Regions from separate parts of the Homo sapiens genome. Here region 2 is linked to region 1. Evidence: read pairs that join two places in POLR2A ChIA-PET (ENCODE). Cell type or tissue: CD4-positive, alpha-beta T cell. All regions are shown on one strand. Each heading gives the region's core, and the rest is flanking DNA. Links, peaks and the distances in the headings are about the cores only. Region 1 holds the start of SNORA79 (small nucleolar RNA, H/ACA box 79). Region 2 overlaps CEP128 (centrosomal protein 128).

Region 1 (12,615 bases), core at 3,167-11,166:
TCAAAATCATGGCGGTAGGTGAAAGGCTCTTCTTACGTGTTGGCAGCAAGAGAAAATGAGGAACAAGCAAAAGCGAAAACACCTGATAAACCCATCAGATCTCCTGAGAATAGCGTGGGAAAGACCGGCCCCCATGGTTCAATTACATGTCCCTTCCACAGCACATGGGAATTCTGGGAGATACAACTCAAGTTGAGATTTTGTTGGGAATACAGCCAAACCATATCAGGTAGGTAGGTAGGTAGGTAGGTAGGTAGGTAGGTAGGTAGGTAGGTAGGTACGTAGGTAGGTAGATAGATAGATATATTAATTACTTTGCTGTGGTTCCAGTTTTTAAGCAGAGGATATCATATTTATAAATTTAAAAAAATTCGCCTTGATAACAGTGTAGAACAGTGTTTCTCAAACTTCTTGACTAGGACCCTCCTTAAGAATTAATAGTATTTAACATTTTGAATAAATACATGCGCCAGTGTATGTGTGTATAACAAAAATCTGCAAAAGTTTTTTCTCAGTGTAGTACAGTCTGATTTTTTCTCAGTTCTATTTTGTTTACAAAAAACATTCTTAGTGGAGAGAGGGAGGGAGAAGGGGAAAGAGAGGGACGGAGAAGGGGAGGGAAGGAGAGAGAAAGAAAGGAAAGGGAGAGAAGGAGAGAGGGCTACAAAGAAAATTCTAAATTGACTATGAATCACTAGTGGGTTGCAGTCCTCAGTTTGAAAAACATCGGTCTAGATTTTAAAGCGGTTCTCACTTTAGCATACATCAGAATAACCTGAATAACCCCCAGAGCTGCTGATTCAGTATTTTTAACAAGTACCCAGGTGATGCTGATGTTGGGTCTAGAACCGCATTTTGAGGATCACTGATTTATAGAGGATAGATTGGAAGGGCAAGTGTCCGCTGGAATGTCTGCTCTGTAAGGTCGAGCATTTTTCTCAGGTTTGTTCACTGTATCTTCTCAATGCCTGTAACAGTGTTTGGCATATAGGACATAATTATTTGTGGACTGTATGACTTGATGCAGGAAACTCAAGAGTTGAGTCACTACATTACTACTGTTTGCAGTACTGCTGGGCAGAAAGGACCAGGGCCATGTCATAGAGATGCATTGGAACACTGAATCAGAATAGACAATAATGGTGGGCTGTTGGGGTAGATTCTGACTCCTAGGTCGTTTACATGGGAGTCTAGGTGAGTCATGGTGCCCAGTACTTAGCCACACATGATGTGTATTCATTAATGTTTACCATTATCATAGGAGCTTCGTAGAAGTGATGGGTCGAGATTGCTGTGGGTAAACCAGTTGGAGGTGGTAAAAGTGAAGCATAAAATTTAGAAAATTATGATTTCAAAAACTTTTTAAACAAAACATTAATAAGACTTTTTTTCACCTTGATTTTTGGCTCACAAGAAACAGGCTTTGTTTTGTTTTGGAAGAGAGGAGAAGATGTAGAAGGTTTGGGTGATAACAGAGTGTTTGGAAGCCTTACTATATATAATACATTAGTCATAATGTGTTTTATTTAGCATGTGAGTGTCTATTTTGATGGTGCGCTATTCTAGATGCCTACTTTACAGAGATGAATCAGACACAACATGGGATCTCAGAAAGTAGTGCTTGTTACTACGGGAAGAAGCGCTGTCTTTCGCCTGGGATTAGCAGAGACTTAAATTTATTCACTGGAAGTGAGTTTAGAAGTAATCTTATTCAGTTGGTTCCCCTTTTGGGTGAAGAAGATGCCTAAGAAAGATAAATGATCAGGTTACATAAATGGCCAAACCAGGACTAACTGGGTTCCTGACTTCTGGTGTAAGGCTCTGTTAAACAGTTAATGCCACCACCACTGCCACCAATAATAATATATTTTGATCACCAACTTTATGTAACACTGATAATTGTTTTACATAGATATGTCATTTAATCCTCTCAACAACCAGTGAGATAGATCTTGTTACCATCTCTCTAAGAATAGACTTCAGGTAAGTCTAAATACTGGGCCTGCCAGTAAGATTCCCTAGGAAATTGACCTTAACATTTGCTTTCTCAGTAAGCCATTAGAGATTTAGTGGAACTGTTACTAGCATCATGACAACAAATCTAGAATGTCTGGAATGATTGGAAGGGTCAGAAGATTATAAAAAATCTCTGTGAGTATGACCAGGCATGGTGGCTCACGCCTATAATCTCAGCTCTTTGGGAGGCCAAGGCGAGCAGATTGCTTGAGCCCAGGAGTTCGAGACCAGCCTGGGCAACATAGTGAGATCTTGTCACTATTTCTTAAATTAAAAAAAAAAATAAAAAAATAAAGAAACTCTCTGTGAGTATGGCAAAGGGAAGTTCTTGAAGGATCTGATAGAAGCTTCAGGTCAATTAGGCAATATGCCAAGAGCAAATCCTGGAGGAGAAGACAAAGTATGTGTAGATCCTTGTGTACAGAATGACCAAATGAAGTTTTATCTGTATTTTCAGGGAATAGTTTGTGACTTTTTGGCCAGTTTCTTAAAAGGTAAAGGCTCTAGATTGAACACTAAACCTGGTAGAGAGGAAATGTGTTAGGTAGAAGAATGAAATCGTTGCACATGTTTTCTTTTCTTTTCTTTCTTTTTGTCCATTATGATTTTTCCCATCATAGAACCTAAGGTGAAATGAGAAAATAGAAATGGCTAAACAGAAAAGGATTGTCAATTGGCGTAATGGAAGAAGGAAGGACATTTCAAGAAGTGTGGAGAGTTGGGATAACTACTAAGACCTTCGGGCGTTGCCGGTTCTTTTTCTTTATGTAGGATTGGACAGATGGAAAGTTAGGCTTTTCTTCTTTGGGGGATTGCATCTATGTATCTCACTGTTGTAAATGAATTTATGTTTTGTATGTTATTTAAGAATTTATGTTTTATATGTTGCAGAAAATTTTGTATTTTCTATTTTTATAAGGAAAAAGTTCCATATAAAAATAGTTTAGTAATGGTTTTGCTATTATAAAGGATAATCTTTGATTACTAAAGAAGTTGCTTGTATGAAACTCATCGCTTAATAATAACTGCTGATTAAGGAATTACTATAGAAAGTTCATTGGAAGATAAAAAAAAGAAACAAAATCTTCAGTACTCTGATGTGGCAAAAATGAGGTTTGATACTTTAAAATTTTGTTTTTGTTATTGTTTCACTTGGGTTAGAATTACAGATTTGTTGTATTTCTGTGTCTGTATCAGTTTTTAAAATGGAATAACTTTATAAAGAGATTAATAAAACTGTTGTATTCATCTGTCCAGAGTTATTTTTCACTTAGAAATCTTTAATGTTCTTTGCCTTAGTTATGGGAAAACAAACTAATGCAGTCCAGGGCAGTAGATGGATTTCATTCAGAAGAGCAGCAGCTTCTACTGCAAGTTCAACAGCAGCATCAACCCCAGCAGCAGCAGCATCACCACCATCACCATCATCAGCAAGCTCAGCCTCAGCAGACAGTACCTCAGCAAGCGCAGACCCAGCAGGTTCTTATTCCTGCATCACAGCAAGGTGAGACTGGACTTGTTTTCCTACTTATGACTTGGAAATTAAGTTTGTCATTATGAAAGAAGAGAAATATTCTGCATTTTTTGGATCTTGTCTTTTAAGGGGCACATGGAGAACCTAAAAATAAACAAAAACCCCTCTGTTGATTTCGGGCTTTTTCCCCCCTTTCTCTTGGCTGAGGGATGTGTATGTAAATGTATATAAATTTGTATACAATGTAGGTTGTATCTGTAGAGTAATGGTAGACAAGTAATTTACTAATTGAAAGCCTAAGATATTCAGAGAAGTTATATTAATATTTTGTTTTGAAAAGGCTATATAGTGATGGATTTCCTAAGTTAAATCTAAAAGGTTTATTTACTAAGGGATTTATTATTTTATATGGTACAATAGTTATTTGCTTTCTCTATAAAACATGTTCTTTCAAAGACATGTTTCAGATTAGTTTTTAAAATATATCTTACATTCTGGAGTTTTTTGTATACTTTGGCAATCTGAAAATTCAGCTCCATAGGAATTTATGTAAGCCTAAATGGACTGAATTAGATTTATTTTAAGTTAAGAGTGGATATATAACATATCTTAATTTATATTACTTGGATTAAAGCTAAGAAAAAGCAAATATTCATAGACTGTGTCCATAGTGCCTTGTACTCTGCAAGTCATTTTATAGATACTGTTTCACTGGCATCTTATAAGGGCTTTGTAAAATAGCCCTTGGCTCAGTTTTACAGCTGAGGAAAATCTGAGCCCAGAAAAGGCTAAGAAACTTGATCTGTATTTTCTCTCATGACAAACATCTATTCAGTTATAAAACTTCCTGAGCATTCTAATTCAGTGCATCTGCTTTTATGGGAGAGGACACTAGAAGTAAATGAAAAGTTCATTTTAATATCATTTAGTTACTCATTTGCCTCATTTGACAGTATATATATGTGTCTTAAAATTGGTAATGACACACAGTAGAAGAGTATTTGGGTTATTTTACTGTTGATATCTAGTGGTACTTTTCATACCTAATTTTAATGTGTACTTTGTATCAAATAATTTTATCCTTTTATTCTTTTTTGATGACTGTTCTTCCTGTTGCCTTCAGACCTGGCATTAGGATTTTAGGTCATCATAAATTAAAATTTGATTTTCTTCACTCAGAGAATATTAGGATAATGGAGTTATCTGTTCTCTGAAATTTGCGGAATCAAACATGTAATTCCTTTTACGCTTAAGTAACATTGCCATTATTTCTGATTTGTATTTTTTCCGACTTTTGCCGGTTTACCACTCTTCAGGCAACCTGGTGGTCCCCTGCTTTCAGGAGGCCACCATATTGATGCCGAACTTATTTGGACACCTGATCAGCATAGCACATACAGCCCAGAACTCCTGGGCTCAAGTGATCCTCCCACCTTAGCCTCCTGAGTTGCTGGGACTACAGGCATGCATCCCTGCACCCGGCTGATTTGTATTTTTTAAACAGCTGATGAAAGTGGCATGAGTCTGTCAGCTGTCATATTTGGAAGAAAAGGACTATGTAGATTTCAAAAACTAGTCACAACTTTTTGAGCTTACTTTTATTGGATTAGTAACTCATTGTAACAGTGGTATCATTGTATCAGTAAAACAGTTAACCTTGAGTTAAGACAAAATTATGTTTGAAAATGTCCAGTTTACTTAAGAATGCATAGAACTATTTATGTTTAGATGTTAAGGTAACTCACTACTTCATGTTCCTAAATTCCCTTGCATCCTTAGGAATTGCCACTTAATTTTTTTTTTTTGATATGGAACCTTGTCACCCATGTTAGAGTGCAGTGGCGTGATCTCAGCTTACTGCAACCTCCAGTTCCGGAGTTCAAGTGATTCTCATGCCTCAGCCTGACACCCAACTAATTTTTTTGTATTTTTAGTAGAGATGGGGTTTCACCATATTGGCCAGTCTGGTCTTGAACTCCTGACCTCAAGTGATCCACCCGCCTTGGCCTCCCAAAGTGCTGTAATTACAGGTGTGAGCCACCACGCCTGGGCTTAAATATTTTTTAATGTTTTCTAGTATAGGGTGGGTATATCACAGCTGTTATTTGCCATATACATTTATAATGTCCTGAGATGAAATGATTGAAAGCATTTGAGTGCAGAAAACATGAAAAACATGAAAAAAGTTTTCATCATTGTATGTAAAGTGTTCTTGTGATTATAAAATAGCCTCATGGTTCCTTGTTTGCATGTTCGCTTGTTTTTTTGTAGCCACAGCACCACAAGTTATTGTTCCAGATTCTAAGTTGATACAGCATATGAATGCATCAAACATGGTAAGACTCAGAATGTAGCAGTTTGATTGGCTGTACTTAATTCTAACCCACATTGTAATTATGCCTATATATGTCCTATATTAACTACTTGAAGTTTATTGAAGACTCAAGCAAAACAGCTGTTTTAGTTTCCTGAATATTGGATCTGAAGTTTAGCTTGGTACCTAGACATTAAGGTTCATAAAATTACGGAATTGTTTAAGAATACCAAAAGAATGGTGCTTTGTGAGAGTTATTCCATTCCCTACTATTTCCGAAAAAGTTTTAGGGTACCTACCAAGCTTATAATGCCAAGTATGGTTCTGTTTCAGGAGACCTAGTAATTGCAAGAGGGTGGGAAGGCTAAGAATTGTGAACTTTTAAAAAATGAAGATAGACTGGATAGTTCAGTATAACTATTTTTAAAATCAAGCATTTAAAAATATTACTCTGACTTAACCATAGTATAGTCTAATAAGTCATTATAGTGTGTAAATTACCACAGAATACATTTTAACCAGCTGAGTTATATTAGAATTTTTATATTTCTGAGGACTATCCACTAAACTTTACAAGTCCTCACTCATATTTTCAAATTACATTTCAGACATATAATATTTCTCAACAAATGTAGTATAGGTTAACTGTAAACTTGAAAGAACCTCTTCAGATCCTTAGAAAATCTTTACCTATATCCTTGAAGTTGTTTTTTGTTTTTTTTTTTTTTTTGGATAAAACATTAAAATATAGTCAGATTAGAGTAGTTCAATACTTCCTTATAAATGGTTTTTCTTTATTCTGTTTAAAATATACAGACTGTTGATTTCATTGAGTGGTGACTCAGCTCTTACATTTCATTCTTCAGCCAAAACTTTTATTTAAAGGTGAAAGAATCAATATTTGTAAAAAGATCTTTTAACCTATGTAACTAGTTAGTACTAGAAATGAGATTTTTTTTTCCCTCCGTTCAAGTTTTTTTTTTTTTTTGAAGATGGAGTCTTACCCTGTCACCCAGGCTGGAGTGCAGTGGTGTGATCTTGGCTAACTGCAACCTCCGCCTCCTAGGTTCAAGTGATCCTCCCACCTCAGCCTCCTGAGTAGCTGGGAGTACAGGTGTATGTCACCACACCTGGCTAATTTTTTTGTACTTTTAGTAGAGACAGGGTTTCACCATGTTGGCCAGGCTGGTCGCCCAACTCCTCACCTCAAGCGATCTGCCCACCTCGGCCTCCTGAAGTGTTAGGATTACAGGTGTGAGCCACCACGCCCAGCCTCAAGTTTTTTTTTAAACCAAAAAGCAGTGTATGAAAAGATGAGTTCTACTTTGTGAGTGATACTGAATCACAAAGTTCATTTGTGGTTTATAAGCCAGATAAGAAGGGCTTACCCACTAGACAGATGACTTCCTCCTACACATTACCAGCCTCACAAATTCATACTGTGGCAGAATTGAAAGTTTCTACATGATAGTAGAAATTGCAGTTTTTAAATTCACAAATATCGAGGATCTCTGTTTGTACTTGTAGTTGCAGTTTCTAGAATCTTTTCGTTTACATGAAAATAAAAAATTTCATGCCTGTTATTTCTCACAAGATTTTTTATTGGAAAAAACTCCATTTTAAGTCTAAGGCCCCAATTTTTTTTAACCTCCACCCTTAAAAAAAAAAAAGTCTCACTATATGTTGCTTATTGTAGTTGATGTTATTAAGACTATATCCTAGGGAATAACTCACATTATTTTAAAACAAATTTTGGCAGAGTCTCTTGTGGTAGGCCCCTCTAAAAGAATTTTAAATGTTGTGGAAGAGAATTTTGAATTAGTAAGTTATTTCTGGGATAAAAATTAGTGGTCCATCTCTTACTTACTGGTTAAGTCTCCTTTATTCTAAAGAGCATATGTATTTAAACAAATCATAGGTCAGTTACTCAGGAAAATTGATTTAACATTTCTGTATATTTTACATTTTACTTTGTTGTTTTTAGTCAGTGTTTCCTTCATGTATTTCTGAACATAATCAGTATAGGCTCTGTACCAATAAAAGTGTTTTAGGTTTTTGTGGGTTTGCATTATTCTGATTTAGAAATAGCAAAAATATATTTGTTCTTTCTAATGGCTCTGTTTGCATTAGAAATGAACTAATCATAAAAACGTGAGATAATATAGTAGAAGGCTATTTCAGGGAACTTCTAGAAAACCATTGTTTTCGGTTCTTTTTTATGAAATGATTGGTCTAATGCATTATTTGTGTTTGGGCTGTTTTGTGGAATACAAGAAGAAATTTTAATAGTTATTAAGTATAAGGTGGTTAGTGTATGGTACATGACTCAGCAAATATATGTTATGCAGCTTGAATTTGTGGAGGGTGTGCAGGTAGTTATTGGGTCGTGTATTCTATATGGAAACTACTATGTCAGTTTGCTGGTAGAGGGAGAATTGCTGTCTTTCAAAATATGAATTATAGGCACTTAATATTTCTAAATATTTTTGTTTTTTTCTTTTTAAATATTTCTTAATAGTATGTGGTGGTTAATATTTTCCTTAAACTTAGATAACCTTTAATTTGCTTATATAGCCAAGTTTTATTTTAAATTGGGTAATTGAGTATCCAACTTAAATACGAATCACCCGGGTGGGCTATAGTTAAATTCTGGAGACACAGTGGGAATTTCAGGCCCAAGATGTAGAAATTACTTAGGTTTGTCAAGTGGCAACAAGTGTATTTTCTTGGAAAGCTATGTACCTAGAGCCCAGACTAGACAGTAGTTGAACTATTAACTCAGTTTAATAATTTTCTAAGTTTGTTGACTTCTCTGACACTAGCATTTCCAAAGCAGTTATATTTATTTTTTTAAGCTTTTTCAGATATGGGTAGTTCTAAAACTGTATAGGTTAGATTGAATGTATGAATGGTTGGTAGCTAAAGAAGATTGAAAAGAGAGGGAAAAAACTACCAAAATGTGTAGCTATAGCGGGATACAGGAAAATACTTAAAGTGCAGAATAAAAAACCAGAGAATGGCATAATTCTTTGCGGGAGGACAGGAGGAGAAAACTCTCCAGAACTCTCCAGGAAGTCAAGAATTTGTCCTGGATTTAAAGAAATTCATAATATAATCCCGTCTATATCTTTATAACTTAAGTGTCACATACTAACTTGATTTCAAAATGTTGAAACTAAAGTTTGTGACTATTGCCCAGGCTGGAGTGCAGTGGCACAATCTCGGCTCACTGCAACCTCCACCTTCAGGTTCAAGCCATCCTCCCACCTCACCCTCCCAAGTAGCTGGGACTACAGGTGTGCACCACCCTGCTCAGCTAATTTTTGTATTTTTTGTAGAAATGGGATTTCACCATATTGCCCAGGCTGGTCTCAAACTCCTGAGCTCAAGCGATCTGCCCACGTGGGCCTCCTAAAGTGCTGGGATTACAGGCGTGAGCCAGTCTGCCTGGTGTGACTTTTCTTAAGATTTACAGATTTTTTGTATTAATCTGTTATTAATGCATGTTTCACCTAGAATATAATGCCAGTATGTCCCTTTTTTCTTTGCTAATATGACATCTTAGAAGAATTGTCAGCTGTACTCCCAGTGAAGTCTTCTGATACAGTGTTCTTTATAGATATCTGTTGATTTTAGTAGAAATTTTAAAAGTTAAGAATTCTAAAAAGTAGATAATTATACTTTTATCTCAAGGAAATGGGGATAAGGAAACAGTGGGAAAGGAAGCAATAATGAAATAGCCATTTCATATATTGTACAGCATTGTTAATGTGGGTATTGTCTAAAAATGTGTAGGTTAGATTGAGTATAGGAAGGCTTGGTACCTTAAAGAAGATTGATGGGACAAGAAGGAAAAAAAAACTGCAGTACCTGTGAGATTTACTTAGAGCACCTTCTCTAGGGGAAAAAACCCAATTATATTGTTGTATTTAACTGCTTAAAATAATTTAGTAGGTTGGAGGCTAGGTTGGTCAGTCTTGTACCATTTTATAAAATGGGATTTAGCCTTACTAGATTTTTTAAATTTTGGTATATTCTAAACAAAAAGTTTCATACACTATTAAAATATGCTAGAGAGAAACAGTATTATACATGTATGTGGTTTTGATATTTTTTCTTTGTTTTTTTCAGAGTGCTGCTGCTACAGCTGCTACCTTAGCACTCCCTGCAGGTGTGACTCCTGTTCAGCAGATATTAACAAATTCAGGTAATTAGGAATGATGGAACCATTTTAAAATGTAATTCAGAAAATTGTACTATCTAGCCCTTAGGTTTTGTCTTCTTTGAAAGACAGAAAATACTAATATTTCTTTTACCATTTGGTTTAGGTTATTAAAATAACTTTATTTGAGGGCTGTAACACATATAACTGTAATCGTTGTTGAGGATACAGTAAAGAAGATGAAAATTGTACTTGAACCTTTGATCTGTGCATGATAACCCTATTATTGAAGTATGATTATATAAAAATGCTTACTTAGTTTTTTACTGAACACATTTAACATGCCAAGTGAGTATTAAACTTCTTTGAACTTGTGATATCAAAGTAATTCCTAGAGCATATTAAGAGCAAATTTATTGTATGCTATTATTATACATAGTATCTCTTCATTGACAAAAGACCAATGTCTAGCTCATGTGTTTTGGCATATTGGTGCTTGAAAAATTTATTTACATGGATTTTAAGTGTTCCCTATAATCTTGATTATATAGTTATTATTTATTTTCTATTCTGTGTATGTTATTTTTGTTAATTTGTAAATTTGTGAAATTAGGGGCTTGTCTTGCTACATATTTTAATAAGATGTAATTTGCTTTTTAATCAATTCAAGATTCTGGGTTGTCTAAAGGAACATATTGGGGGAATTTGATTCTGTGTGAATTGTATGACAATGATGATAACTGGTTCTGTGAACTTTTATTGCTTTTACCAATTTTGAAGCAAAGTTCTTTGGTGCTTTGTTTGGTTCAAGATATTAAATGAGCTATTAAGCTTTTGTTCCTTTAAAGCTTTAAAAATGAACAGCTCCCGAAGTGTCTGATCTTACTGCTCTTTCTTCACTCCTAAGGTTAGCAAAGATAATGTAAGCTTTAGTCAAGTCTCATAATCTGTTGTTAAAACCTTGTTGGAAATAGCTGAATGAGGATGTAAATATGAAAAATAAAACATTTTAAGGAATGTATTTGAACATGGCGAGAAGTCAGAGAAGGGGAGGATTATGCATACTGTGTATGAATGACAACCTTTAATAAAATTGTTAGTTTTCTTGATAATTTCTTGTGCCTTTGGTGGTATGAAATTAAATATGAATTCATTTCTTTTGAGATGGTCACTGCTAAAATGATAACTCGGAATGCATGCTTTTTGCTTTAGGCCAGCTTCTTCAGGTGGTCAGAGCAGCCAATGGTGCCCAATATATCTTTCAGCCTCAGCAGTCAGTGGTTCTACAACAACAGGTTATACCACAAATGCAGCCTGGTGGAGTACAAGCTCCTGTTATACAGCAGGTAAAATAATCTTCTATTATGATCAGTATGGGGTTCTGTTTTATTCTGTATGTATTCCCTGGGTAGTTTCCCTCTCCTTATATGCACAAAAGACTCTTTTTCAGTGCTACAGACCCAGTTGTTTCAAATTTCTCCTGTATACAGCTTAACTTAGATTCAGCATGTATTAAACATGTATTAAACAATTACTGTTGTCTCTGCCCATCCTTCATCATCCCCTCGAAGGTGGCAGCACTCTCCTTCCAGCTTCCTAAGCTGGTCATTCAGCCTTTATTCAATAAGCAGTTACTGAGTCTCGGGGTATTCACAAGGGTCAGGGGATTTAGGAGTGAATGACACAGACATGACTCTAGTTTTATGATGCTTACTGGAAGTGGGTGTGTAGAATCCTCCCTTTTCCTTACCTCTAATACCCAAGGTATCAAGCCCTACCAATTCTTGTTAATAGTTTTTCTTTTCTTTTTTTTTTTTTTTTCGAGACAGAGTCTTGCTCTTTCACCCAGGCTGGAGTGCAGTGGCGCGATCTCAGCTCACTGCAACCTCTGCTTGCTGGGTTCATGCCATTCTCCTGCCTCAGCCTCCCAAGTAGCTGGGACTACAGGCGCCCACCACCACACTTGGCTAACTTTTGTATTTTTAGTAGAGATGGGGTTTCACCGTGTTAGCTAGGATGGTTTCTATCTCCTTACCTTGTGATCCACCCGCCTCGGCCTCCCAAAGTGCTGGGATTACAGGTGTGAGCCACTGCGCCCGGCCTTTTTTTTTTCTTTAACTGCAGTTTTGCCATGGTTGCAGTCCCTTAATATGTTTGACACTGTTTTTTTCTCAGCCTCTTTTTTCATTTCCTTAGTTCATACTGTCCATGATTTGTCACTAAAATGCTGCATTGTCTTCTTAATGGTTTCTCTGCCTCTCATCTTTTGCCCTCCTAACCTGGCTGATTTATAGTCATCTTTTTTTTTTTTTTTTTTTGAGACAGAGTCTCTGTCACCTAGGGTGGAGTGCAATGGCGCAATCTCAGCTCACTGCAACTCCCGCCTCCTGGGTTCAAGTGATTCTCCTGCCTCAGCCTCCTGAGTAGCTGGGATTAGTGGCACGCACCACTGTGCCCAGCTAATTTTTGTATTTTTAATAGAGACAGAGTTTCACCATGTCTAGGTTGGACTTGAACTCCTGACTTCAGGTGATCTGCCCGCTTTTGCCTCCCAAAGTGCTGGGATTATGGGCGTGAGCCACTGTGCCTGGCCTATCTTTCTAAAAATCCTAAAACTTTTAACAGCTTTTCATTGCCTACTGAGAAGAG
Region 2 (12,615 bases), core at 2,217-10,216, 310 kb after region 1:
GTAGTGCCATTTATTTATTTTTGCTTTTGTGGCCTGAGCTTTTGGTTTGATACGCAAAAATCATTGCCAACGTCAGTGTCCAGGAGATTTTCCACTATGTTCTCTTATAGGAATTTTATAGTTCCTGGTCTTACATTTAGGTCTTTTATCCATTTTGAACTTATCTTTATGTATGGTATAAGGTTCAGATTCTTTTGTGTGTGAAATTCCAGTTTTCTTAGCACCATTTATTGAAGAGACTCTTCTTTCCTCATTGTATCCTATTGGTGCCCCTGTCAAAAATTAGTTGACCATATCTGTTTGGGTTTGTTTCTAGGTTTTCTGTTCTGTTCTATTGGTGTATGTGTCTGTTTTTATGCCAGTACCACACTGTTTTGATTACTATAGCTTTGTTATATAATTTTAAATCAGGAAGTATAATTCCTCCAACTTTGTTTTTCATTCTTGGAATTGTTTTAGGGTCTTTATGTTTCCATACAAATTTTAGGATTTTTTTTTTTTCCTGTGAGGAATGCCATTAGGATTTTGATATGGATTATGTCAAACCTATATTTTGCTTTGGGTAGTATGGATAATTTAAGAATATTAATTCTTCTGATTCATGAGGATGGAATATCTTTTCATTTATTTTTTCATTATTTTGTCTTCAATTTCTTTCATCAGTGTCTTATAGTTTTCTGTGTACAGGATTTTCACCTTTGTTAAATTTATTCTTCAGCTGTTTTTTAATTTTTAAAACATGAAATATACATATTTCGTGAAATATTTTTATTCAGGCATGCAATATATAATAATCACATCAGGGTAAATGGGAGTATCTATCACCTCAAGCATTTATTCTTTGTTACAAACAATTCAATTATACTCTTTTAGTTATTTTAAAATGTACAATTAAATTCATATTGACTATGGTAGTGCTGTCAAATACTTGGTTTTATTTATTCTTTCCAGCTATTTTTTTTTTTTTTTTTGCACCTAGTAACCATTCCATCTCCTCCTCACCCTTCCAACTATCCTTCTCAGCCTTTGGTAATCAATCCTTGTACTCTCTGTGAATTTGACTGTCTTAATTTTTAGCTCCTACATGTATTGTTTTTCTTTCTGTGCCTGGCTTATTTCACTTAACATAATGGCCTCAAGTTCTATTCATGTTTTTGCAAATCACAGGACCTCATCTTTTTTTTGGCTGAATAGTACTCCATTGTGTATAAACACCACATTTTCTTTATTTATTCTTCTGTCAATGGACACTTAGATTGTTTCCAAATCTTGGCTATTGTGGATAGTGCTGCAATAAATGTGGGGGTGCAGATATATTTTTAATATGCTGACTTCCTTTGTTTTGGGTATATACCTAGCAGTGGGATTGCTGGATCATGTGGTAGCTCTGTTTTTAGTTTTTTGAGGATCCTCCATACTGTTCTCAAAATAGTGCTTACACTAATTTACATTCCCATCAACAGTGTGGGAGAGTTCTCTTTTTTCCACACCCTTGCCAACATTTGTTACTTATTGCCTGTCTTTTGGATAAAAGCTATTTTAACTGGGGTGAGGTGATGTCTCATTGTAGTTTTGATTTGCATTTCTCTGATGCTCATTGATCTTGAGCACCTTTTTGTATACCTGTTTGCCGTTTGTGTGTCTCCTTCTGAGAAATGCCTGTTTCTTTTGCCGATTTAAAAATAAGATTATTAGATCTTTTCCTATAGAGTTGTTTGAGCTCCTTATGAATAATGGTTATTTTGTTTTTATTTTTATTTTTAATTAAACTTTAAGATCTGTGATACATGTGCAGAACATGCAGGTTTGTTACATAGGTATACATGCACCATGGTGGTTTGCTGCACCCATCAACCCATCATCTAGGTTTTAAGCCCCGCATGCATTAGGTATTTGTCCTAATGCTCTCCCTCTGCTTGCCCCTCACCCTGCAACAGGCCCCAGTGTGTGATGTTCTCCTCTCTGTGTCCATGTGTTCTCATTGTTCAGCTCCTACTTATGAGTGAGAACATATGGTGTTTGGTTTTCTGTTCCTGTGTTAGTTTGCTGAGAATGATGGTTTCCAGCTTCATCCATGTCCCTGCAAAGGACAAGAACTCATTTTTTTAAATGACTGGATAGTATTCCATGGTGTATATGTGCCACATTTTCTTTATCCAGTCTATCATTGATGGGCATTTGGGTTGGTTCCCAGTCTTTGCTATTGTGAATAGTGCTGCAATAAACATACATGTGCATGTGTCTTTATAGTAGAATGATTTATAATTCTTTGGGTATACACCCAGTAATGGGGTTGCTGGGTCAAATGTTATTTCTGGTTCTAGATCCTTGAGGAATTGCCACACTGTCTTCCACAAAGGTTGAACTAATTTACACTCCCACCAACAGTGTAAAATGTTCCTATTTCTCCACATTGTTGCCAGCATCTGTTATTTCCTGACCTTTTAATGATCACCATTCTAACTGGCGTGAGATGGTATCTCACTGTGGTTTTGCTTTGCATTCTCTAATGACCAGTGATGGTGAGCTTTTTTTCACATGATTGTTGACCACATAAATGCCTTCTTTTGAGAGGTGTCTGTTCATATCCTTTGCCCAGTTTTTTGGTGGGGTTGTTTGTTTTTTTCTTGTAAATATGTTTAAGTTCCTTGTAGATTCTGGACATTAGCTCTTTGTCAGATGGATAGATTGCAAAAATTTTCTCCCATTCTGTAGGTTGCCTGTTCACTCTGATGATAACTTCTTTTACTGTGCAGAAGCTCTTTAGTTTAATTAGATCCTATTTGTCTATTTTGGCTTTTGTTGCCATTGCTTTTGGTGTTTTAGTCATGAAGTCTTTACCCATGCCTAAGTCCTGAAAGGTATTGGCTGTGTTTTCTCCCAGGGTTTTTTGATTTTAGGATTTATGTTTAAGTCTTTAATCCATCTTGAGTTAATTTTTATATAAGGTGTAAGGAAGGGGTTCAGTTTTAGTTTTCTGCATATGGTAGCCAGTTTTCCCAGCACCATTTATTAAATAGGAAATCCTTTCTCCATTTCTTGTTTTTGTCAGATTTGTTAAAGATCAGATGGTTGTAGATGTGTGGTGTTATTCCTGCAGCCTCTGTTCTGTTCCATTGGTCTGTATATCTGTTTTGGTACCAGTACCATGCTGTTTTGGTTACTGTAGCCTTGTAGTATAGTTCGAAGTCAGGTAGAGTCATGCCTCCAGCTTTGTTCTTTCTGCTTAGGATTGTTTGGCTATGCAGGCTCTTTTTTGGTTCCATATGAAATTTAAAGTAGTTTTTCTAATTCTGTGAAGAAAGTCAATGGTAGCTTGATGGGAATAGCATTGAATCTATAAATTACTTTGGGCAGTATTGCCATTTTCATGATATTGATTCTTCATGTCCATGAGGATGGAATGTTTATCCATTTGTTTGTGTCCTCTCTTATTTCCTTGAGCAGTGGGTGTAGTTCTCCTTGAAGAGGTTCTTCATGTCCCTTATAAGTTGTATTCCTAGGTATTTTATTTTCTTTGTAGCACATGTGAATGGGAGTTCACTCATGATTTGGCTCCCTGTTTGTCTATTATTGGTGTATAGGAATGCTTGTGATTTTTGCCCATTGATTTTGTATCCTGAGACTTTGCTGAAGTTGCTTATCAGCTTAAGGAATTTTGGGGCTGAGAAAATGGGGTTTTCTAAATATAAAATCATGTCCTCTGCAAACGGAGACAATTTGACTTCCTCTCTTCCTATTTGAATGCCCTTTATTTATTTCTCTTGCCTGATTGCCCTGGCCAGAACTTCCAATACTATGTTGAATAGGAGTGGAGAGAGAGGGCATCCTTGTCTTGTGCTGGTTTTCAAAGGGAATGCTACCAGCTTTTGCCAATTCAGTATGATATGGGTATGGGTTTGTCAAAAATAGGTCTTATTATTTTGAGATATGTTCCCTCAATACCTAGTTTCTTGAGTGTTTTTAGCATGAAGCGCTGTTGAATTTTGTCAAAGGCCTTTTCTGCATCTATTGAGATAATCATGTGGTTTTTGTCATTGGTTTTGTTTATGTGATGGATTATGTTTATTGATTTGCGTATGTTGAACCAGCCTTGCATTCCAGCGATGAAGCTAACTTGATCGTGGTGGATAAGCATTTTGATGTGCTGCTGGGTTTGGTTTGCCAGTATTTTACTGAGGATTTTCGCATCAACGTTCATCAGGGATATTGGCCTGAAATTTTCTTTTTTTGTTGTGTTTCTGCCAGGTTTTGGTATCAGGATGATGCTGGCCTCATAAAATGAGTTAGGAAGGAGTCCCCCTTTTTTCTATTGTTTGGAATAGTTTCAGAAGGAATGATACCAGCTCCTCTTTGTACCTCTGGTAGAATTCGACTGTAAATCGGTCTGGTCCTGGGCTTTTTTTGGTTGGTAGGCTATTAATTACTGCTTCAATTTCCAAACTTGTTATTGGTCTATTCAGGGATTCAACTTCTTCCTGGTTTAGTCTTGGGAGGGTGTTTGTGTCCAGGAATTTATCCATTTCTTCTAGATTTTCTGGTATATTTACATAGAGGTATTTATAGTATTCTCTGATGGTAGTGTGTATTTCTGTGGGATCAGTGGTGATACCCCTTTTATCATTTCTTATTGTGTCTATTTGATTCATCTCTCTTTTCTTCTTTATTAGTCTGGCTAGCAGTCTATCTGTTTTGCTAATTTTTTCAAAAAACCAGCTCCTGAATTCCTTGATTTTTCGAAGGTTTTTTTGTGTCTCTATCTCCTTCAGTTCTGCTCTGATCTTAGTTATTTCTTGTCTTCTCCTAGCTTTTGAATTCTTTTGCCCTTACTTCTCTAGTTCTTTTAATTATGATGTTAGGGTATCGATTTTAGGTCTTTTGCACTTTCTGATGTGGGCATTTAGTACTTTAAATTTCCCTCTAAACACTGCTTTAGCTGTATCCCAGACATTCTGGTACGTTGTGTCTTTGTTCTCATTGGTTTCAAAGAACTTCTTGATTTCTGCCTTAATTTTGTTATTTACCTAGTAGTCATTCAGGGGTAGATTGTTCAGTTTCCATGTAGTTGTGCAGTTTTGAGAGAATTTCTTAATCCTGAGTTCTAATGTGATTGCACTGTGGTCTGAGAGACTGTTTGTTATGATTTCCATTCTTTTGCATTTGCTGAGGAGTGTTTCACTTCCTATGATGTGGTCAATTTTATAATAAGTGCTATGCAGTGCTAAGAAGAATGTATATTCTGTTGATTTAGGGTGGAGAGTTCTGTAGATACCTATTAGGTCTACTTGGTCCAGAGCTGAGTTCAAGTCCTGAATATCCTTGTTAATTTTCTGTTTCATTGATCTGTCTAATGTAGACAGTGGGATGTTAAAGTCTCCCACTATTATTGTGTGGGAATCCAAGTCTCTTTGTAGATCTCTAAGTACTTGCTTTATGAATCTGGATGCTCCTGTATTGGGCGCATATATATTTAGGGTAGTTAGCTCTTCTTGTTGCATTGATTCCTTTACCTTTATGTAATGCCCTTTGTCTTTTTTGATCTTTTTGTTTTAAAGTCTGTTTTATCAGAGACTAGGATTGCAACCCTTGCTTTATTTTTTGCTTTCCATTTGCTTAGTAAATATTCCTTCATCCCTTTATTTTGAGCCTATGTGTGTCTTTGCATGTGAGATGGGTCTCCTGAATACAGTACACCAGTGGGTCTTGACTCTTTTTCCAATTTGCCAGTCTGTGTCTTTTAATTGGGGCATTTAGCCCATTTACATTTAAGGTTAATATTGTTATGTGTGAATTTGATCCTGTCATTATGATGCTAGCTGGTTATTTTGCCCGTTAGTTAATGCGGTTTCTTCCTATTGTCAATGGTCTTTACAATTTGGTATGTTTTTGCAGTGGCTGGTACTGGTTTTTCCTTTCCATATTTAGTGCTTCCTTCAGGAGCTCTTGCAAGGCAGACCTGTTGGTGACAAAATCCCTCAGCATTTGCTTGTTTGTAAAGGATTTTATTTCTCCTTCAGTTATGAAGCTTAGTTTGGCTGGATATGAAATTCTGGATTGAAAATTCTTTTCTTTAAGAATGTTGAATATTGGCCCCCACTCTCTTTTGGCTTGTAGGGTTTCTGCTGAGAGATCTGCTGTAGTCTGATGGGCTTCCCTTTGCAGGTAACTTGACCTTTCTCTCTGGCTGCTCTTAACATTTTTTCCTTCATTTCAACCTTGGAGAATCTGACAATTTTGTGTCTTGGGGTTGCTCTTCTCGAGGAGTATCTTAGTGGTGTTCTCTGTATTTTCTGAATCTGAATGTTGGCCTGTCTTGCTAGGTTGGGGAAGTTCTCCTGGATAATATCCTGAAGAGTGTTTCCCAACTTGGTTTCATTCTCCCCATCACTTTCAGGTACACCAATGAAACATAGGTTTGGTCTTTTCACATAGTCCCATATTCCTTGGAGGCTTTGTTTGTTCCTTTTCACTCTTTTTTCTCTAATCTTGTCTTCATGCTTTATTTTATTTAGTTGATCTTCAATCTCTGATATCCTTTCTTCCGCTTGATTGATTTGGCTATTGATAGTTGTCTATGCTTCGCGAAGTTCTCATGCTGTGTTCTTCAGCTCCACCAGGTCATTTATGTTCTTCTCTAAACTGGTTATTCTAGTAAGCAGTTCCTATAACCTTTTATCAAGGTTCTTAGCTTCCTTGCATTGGGTTAGAACATTCTCCTTTAGCTTAGAGGAATTTGTTGTTACCCACCTTCTGAAGCCTACTTCCGTCAATTTGTCAAACACATTCTCTGTCCAATTTGGTGCCGTTGCTGGAGAGGAGTTGCGATCATTTGGAGGACAAGAGTCATTCTGGTTTTTGGAATTTTCAGTATTTTTGCACTGGTTTTTCCTCATCTTCATGGATTTATCTACCTTTGATCTTTGATGCTGATGGCCTTTGGATGGGGCTTTTCTGTGGGCATCCTTTTTGTTATGTTGATGTTACTGCTTTCTGTTTGTTAGTTTTCCTTCTCACAGTCAGACCCCTCTTCTGCAGGTCTGCTGGAGTTTGCTGGAGGTCCACTCTAGACCCTATTTGCCTGGGTATCACCAGCAGAGGCTGCAGAACAGCAAATATTGTTGCCTGCTTCTTCCTCTGGAAACTTCGTTCCAGAGGGATACCCACCTGATGCCAGCCGGAGCTCTCCTGTATGAGGTGTCTGTTGACCCCTGCTGAGAGGTGACTCCCAGTCAGAGGGCACGGGGGTCAGGCATCCACTTGAGGAGGCAGTCTGTCCCTTAGCAGAGCTCGAGTGCTTTTCTAGGAGATATGCTGCTCTCTTCAGAGCCAGCAGGCAGGAACGTTTAAGTCTGCTGAAGCTGTGCCCACAGCCACCCCTTTCCCCAGGTGCTGTGTCTCAGGGAGATGGGAGTTTTATCTATAAGCCGCTGACTGGGGCTGCTGCCTTTCTTTCAGAGATGTCCTGCCCAGTGAGGAGGAATCTAGAGAGGCAGTCTGGCCCCAGGTACTTTGCCTTGCTGTGGTGTTACTCACAGTCAAGGTTAACACTATGAGGGGAAAACTGCCTACTCTAGCCTCAGTAATGGCGATGCCCCTCCCACCACCAAGTTCGACTTCAGACTGCTATGCTGGCAGCAAGAATTTCAAGCCAGTGGTTCTTAGCTTGCTGGGCTTTGTGGGAGTGGGACCCGCTGAGTGAGACCACTTGGCTCCCTGGCTTCAGCCCCCTTTTAAGGGAGTGAACAGTTCTGTCTCGCTGGGGTTCCAGGCACCACTGGGCTACAAAAGAAAAACTCCAGCAGCTAGCTCGGTGTCTGCCCAAACAGCTGCCCAGTTTTGTGCTTGAAACCCAGGGCCCTGGTGGTGAAGGCACACAAGAGAATCTCCTGGTCTGTGGGCTGCAAAAACCATGGGAAAAGCATAGTGTCTGGGCCGGATAGCACAGTCCCTCACAGCACAGTCCCTCACGGCTTCCCTTGGCTAGGGGAGGGAGTTCGCCAGTCCCTTGCACTTCCCCGGTGAGGCAATGCCCCACCCTACTTCTGCTCATCCACTGTGGGCTGCACCCACTGTCTAGCCAGTCCCAATGAGATGAACTTGATACCTCAGTTGGAAATGAAGAACTCTCCCACCTTCTGTGTTGGCCTTTCTGGGAGTTGCCGACTGGAGCTGTTCTTATTCAGCCATCTTGACAGCTCTCTGTATAATGGTTATTAATCCCTTGTCAGGTTGATAGTTTGCAAAATTTTCTGTCATTTTCTGGGTCGTCTCTTCATTTTGATGATTGCTAACTTCGCTGTGTGCAAGCTTTTTAACTTGATGTGATCCCATTTGTCCGTTTCTGCTTTGGCTGCCTGTGCTTTTTGGATTATTACTCAAGAAATCTTTGCTTACTCCAATGTCCTGGGGAGTTTGGTCCCCAGTGTTTCTTTGTAATAGTTTCATAGTGTGAGGTCTTAGATTTAAGTCTTTAATCTATGTGATTTGATTTTTGTATATGTTAAGAGATAGGGATCTAGTTTCATACTTCTGCATATGAATATCCAGTTTTCCCAGCACCATTTAAGAGATGTTCCTTTTCCCAATACAAGTTCTTTGCAACTTGGTCTAGAATGAGTTTGCTGTGATTGTATGGATGTGCTTCTGGGTTTTGTATTCTGTTTCATTGGTCTATGTTTCTGTTTCTATGCCAGTTCTATGCTGTTTTGGTTACTATAGCTGTGTAGTATAATTTGAAGTCAGGTGATGTGGTTCCTCCAGTTTTGTTCTTTTTGCTCAGGATAGCTTTGAATATTATGGGTCTTTTGTAATTCAATATTAATTTTAGGATTTTTTTTCTATTTCAGTGAAGAATGTCATTGGTATTGCATTGAATCTGTAGATTGCTTTGGGTAGTATGGACATTTTAACAATATTGATTCTTCTAGTCTATTAACATAGAATATCTTTCCATTTTTTAATGGTTTCTCTTTAATTCCTTGCATCAATCTTATATAGTTTTCACTGTAGAGATCTTTCACTTTTTTGGTTAATTCCTAAGTATTTAATTTTTATCTTTAGCTATTGTAAATTGGATTACCTTCTTGATTTATTTTCCAGTTTGTTTGCTGTTGACATATAGAAATGCTACTGAGTTTTGTATGTTGATTTTGTATCCTGCAACTTTACTGAGTTTATCAGTTCTAGCAGTTTTTTGATGGAGTCTTTAGGTTTTTTTCAAATAGATGATCATATCATCTGCAAACAAAGATAATTAATTTGACTTCTTCCTTTTCAATTTGGATGCCCTTTATTTTGTTTTTTCCCACTCTCAAAGATTCAGCCTTTATTCTATTTTATTTTAAAAAATTTTTTATTTAAAATTTTGCGGGTAGGTAGTAGGCATGTATATACTTACAGGTACATGAGATGTTTTGATATAGGCATGCAATGTGTAATAATCACATCAGAGTAAATGGAGTATCCATTACCTCAAGTGTTTATCCTTAGTGTTACAAACAATCCAATTATACTCTTTTAGTTATTTTAAAATGTACAATTAAATTCTTATTGACCTTAGTCACCTTTTTGTGCTATCAAACACCAGGTCTTATTCACTGTATTTTTTTATACCCATTAAACTTCCCTTCCTCTTACCCATCCTCCCACTACCCTTTCAGCCTCTGGTAACCATCCTTGTACTCTTTATCTCCATGAGATCAATTGTTTTTATTTTTAGATCCCACAAATAAGTGAGAACATGTGATGTTTGCCTCTCTGTGTTGGCTAATTTGACCTCCAGTTCCATCCATGTTGTTGGAAATGACAGAATCCCATTGTTTTGATGGCTGAATAGTACTCCGTTGTGTATAAGTACATTTTCTTTATCCATTCATCTGTTGATGGACACTTAGATTACTTCCAAATTTTGGCTATTGTGAATAGTGCTGCAACAAACATGGGAATGCAGATGTCTGATACACTGATTACCTTTGTTTTGGGTTTATACCTAGCAGTGGAATTGCTGGATCATGTGGTAGCTCTGTTTTTAGTTTTTTGAGGACCCTTCATACCATTCTCCATAGTACTTGTACTAATTTACATTCCCACGAACAGTGTAGGAGGGTTCTCTTTTTTTCCATACCCTCACCAGCATTTGTTATTGTCTGTCTTTTGGATATAAATCATTTTAACTGGGGTAAGATGATATCTCCTTGTAGTTTTGATTTGTATTTCTCTGATGATCAGTGATGACCTTTTTGTATGCCTGCTTGCCATTTGTATGCCTTCTTTTGAGAAATGTCTATTGAGCTATTTTTCCCATTTTAAATTGGATTATGAGATTTTTTTTTCTGATAGAGTTGTTTGATCTTCTTATATATTCTGATTATTAATTTATTGTCAGATGAATATTTTTTGTCATTCTGTGGGTTGTCTCTTCATTTTGTTGATTGTTTCCTTTGCTGTACAGAAGCTTTTTAACTTGATGTGATACCGTTTGTTCATTTTTGCTCTGATTGCCTGTGCTTGTTTGGATGCCCTTTCTTTATCTTGTCTTATTATTCTAGCTAGGACTTCTAGTGCTATGTTGAGTAACGGTGGTGAAAGTGGGCATTCTTGTCTTGTTCCAGATCTTAGAGGAAAGGCTTTCAGTGTTTCCTCATTTGGGATGATAGTTGCTGTGAGTCTGTTGTATATGGCTTTTCTTATGTTGAGGTATATTCCTTGGTTACTCAGTTTTTTGAAGGTTTTTATATAGTTTTGTCCTGCATTCTGTTTATATGATGTATCTCATTGATTAATTTGCATGTGTTAAGCCATCCTTGCATTTCTGGGCTAAATCCCACTTGGTATTGATGACCTTTTTTCAATGTGTTATTGAATTCATCTTGCTAGTATTTTGTTGAGGGTTTTTGCATCAGTATTCATCAAGGATATTGGCTTGTAGTTTCCTTTCTTGATGTGTCTTTATCTGGTTTTGGTATTAAGATAATACTGCTCTTGTAAAATGGCCAATATTACTCTATTACTCTTCTTACTCTATTTTTTTGAATAGGTTGAATAGGGTAAGTATTAGTTCTTTAAATGTTTGCTAGAATTCAATAATGAAGCCATTGGGTTTCAGGGTTTTCTTTGCTAGAAGACATGTTACGTCTTTTATCTCTTTACTTGTTATTGGTCTGTTTAGCTTTTGGATTTTCTCATGGTTCAATCTTTGTAGGTTGTGTCTGTCTAGGAGTTTTCTTCTAGATGTGTTTTAGATTTTCCAATATATTGGCATATAGTTACTCATAGTAGCCACTAATGATCCTTTGAATTTCTGCAGTAGCAGTTGTAATGTCTCCATTTTCACCTCTGATTTTATTTATTTGGATCTTCTCTATTTTTTTCTTAGTTTGACTAAAGGTTTGTCAATTTTATTTATCTTTTCAAAAAACCAACTTTTCATTTCATTGATCTTTTGTATTTTCTTAATTTCAATTTCATTTATTTCTACTCTGATCTTTATTATTTTTTCTACTCATTTTGGGTTTGGTTTATTCTTGCTTCAGTTTTTTTTTTAATGCTATCATAAATGGAACTGTTTTCCTGATTTCTTTTTCAGTTACATAATTGTGTATAAAAATGTAGTAATTTCTATGTGTTGATTTTGTATCCTTTACTGAAATTATTATTATTATTATTATTATTATTATTATTATTATTATTATTTTTGAGATGGAGTCTTGCTCTGTCGCCCAGGCTGGAGTGCAGTGGCGAGATCTTGACTCACTGCAACCTCCACCTCCGAGATTCACGCCATTCTCCTGCCTCAGCCTCCCGAGTAGCTGGGACTACAGGCGCCCACCACCATGCCCGGCTAATTTTTTGTATTTTTTTTTTTTAGTAGAGAGGGGGTTTCACTGTGTTAGCCAGGATGGTCTTGATCTCCTGACCTCGTGATCCGCCCACCTTGGCCTCCCAATGAACCTTATTATTTTTAATAGTTTTTTTGTGTGGAATCTTTGGGGTTTTTGATGTGTAGGACCATTTCCTCTGCAAATAGAGATAACTTTACTTCTTTTCAAATTGGATGCATTTTATTTCTTTTTTTGTCTGATTGTTCTTGCTGTTACTTTTAGTAGTATGTTGAATAGAAGGAGGGGGCATCCTTGCCTTGTTCTGGATTGTAATGGAAAAGCTTTCAGTTTTTCTTCATTTTTATAATGTCCACCATGGGCTTTTCATAAATGGCTTTTATTATGTTGAGGAACTTTCCTTATATGCCTAAACTGTTGACAGTTTTTATCAAGAAAGTATGTTGGACTTCGATAAATGCTTTTTTTTTTCTTATCAGTTGAGATTATAATGTGGTTTTTATCTTTTGTCCTGTTAATATGATGTATGACATCAATTTGCATATGTTTAATCAGCCTTGCATGCCAGGAATAAATCTTATCTGGTCATGTTGTATAATTTTTTTGATGTGTTGTTGGCTTTGGTTTGCAAATATTTTATTGAAGATTTCCATCAGTGTTCATCAGAAAGATTGTCATAGCTTTCTTCTCTTGTGATGTCTTTATCTGGCTTAGGTTTCAAAGTGATAATCCTTCATAAAATGTGTTTTGATGTAGTTATTCTAGCTCCATTTTTTGG

Evidence for each region. ChIA-PET counts read pairs that join two places held together with the same protein. Peaks named below come from ENCODE experiments on the same cell type or tissue, not always from the same donor. Only the 100,000 strongest peaks of a DNase experiment are listed, where the experiment ranks them.
Region 2: POLR2A ChIA-PET joins it to region 1 with 13 read pairs; 2 of 35 experiments call an interaction of 5 or more read pairs at or near these places.

Annotation. Positions count from the first base shown.
Region 1 is chr14:81,194,805-81,207,419 of GRCh38, reverse strand. GTF2A1 (general transcription factor IIA subunit 1) reads left to right here. Exons shown (of 9, transcript NM_015859.4): 3 at 3,316-3,520; 4 at 5,762-5,826; 5 at 9,936-10,011; 6 at 11,179-11,312. SNORA79 (small nucleolar RNA, H/ACA box 79) reads left to right here and starts at 4,586; the gene lies at 4,586-4,725. In CD4-positive, alpha-beta T cell, for the core only: no CTCF peak of the experiment used is centred there; a DNase peak (open chromatin) is centred at 7,129.
Region 2 is chr14:80,879,942-80,892,556 of GRCh38, reverse strand. The region is part of intron 8 of CEP128 (centrosomal protein 128); the gene reads left to right. Among named protein-coding and RNA genes, the nearest start is that of CEP128, 55 kb to the left of the region's middle. In CD4-positive, alpha-beta T cell, for the core only: no CTCF peak of the experiment used is centred there; no DNase peak of the experiment used is centred there.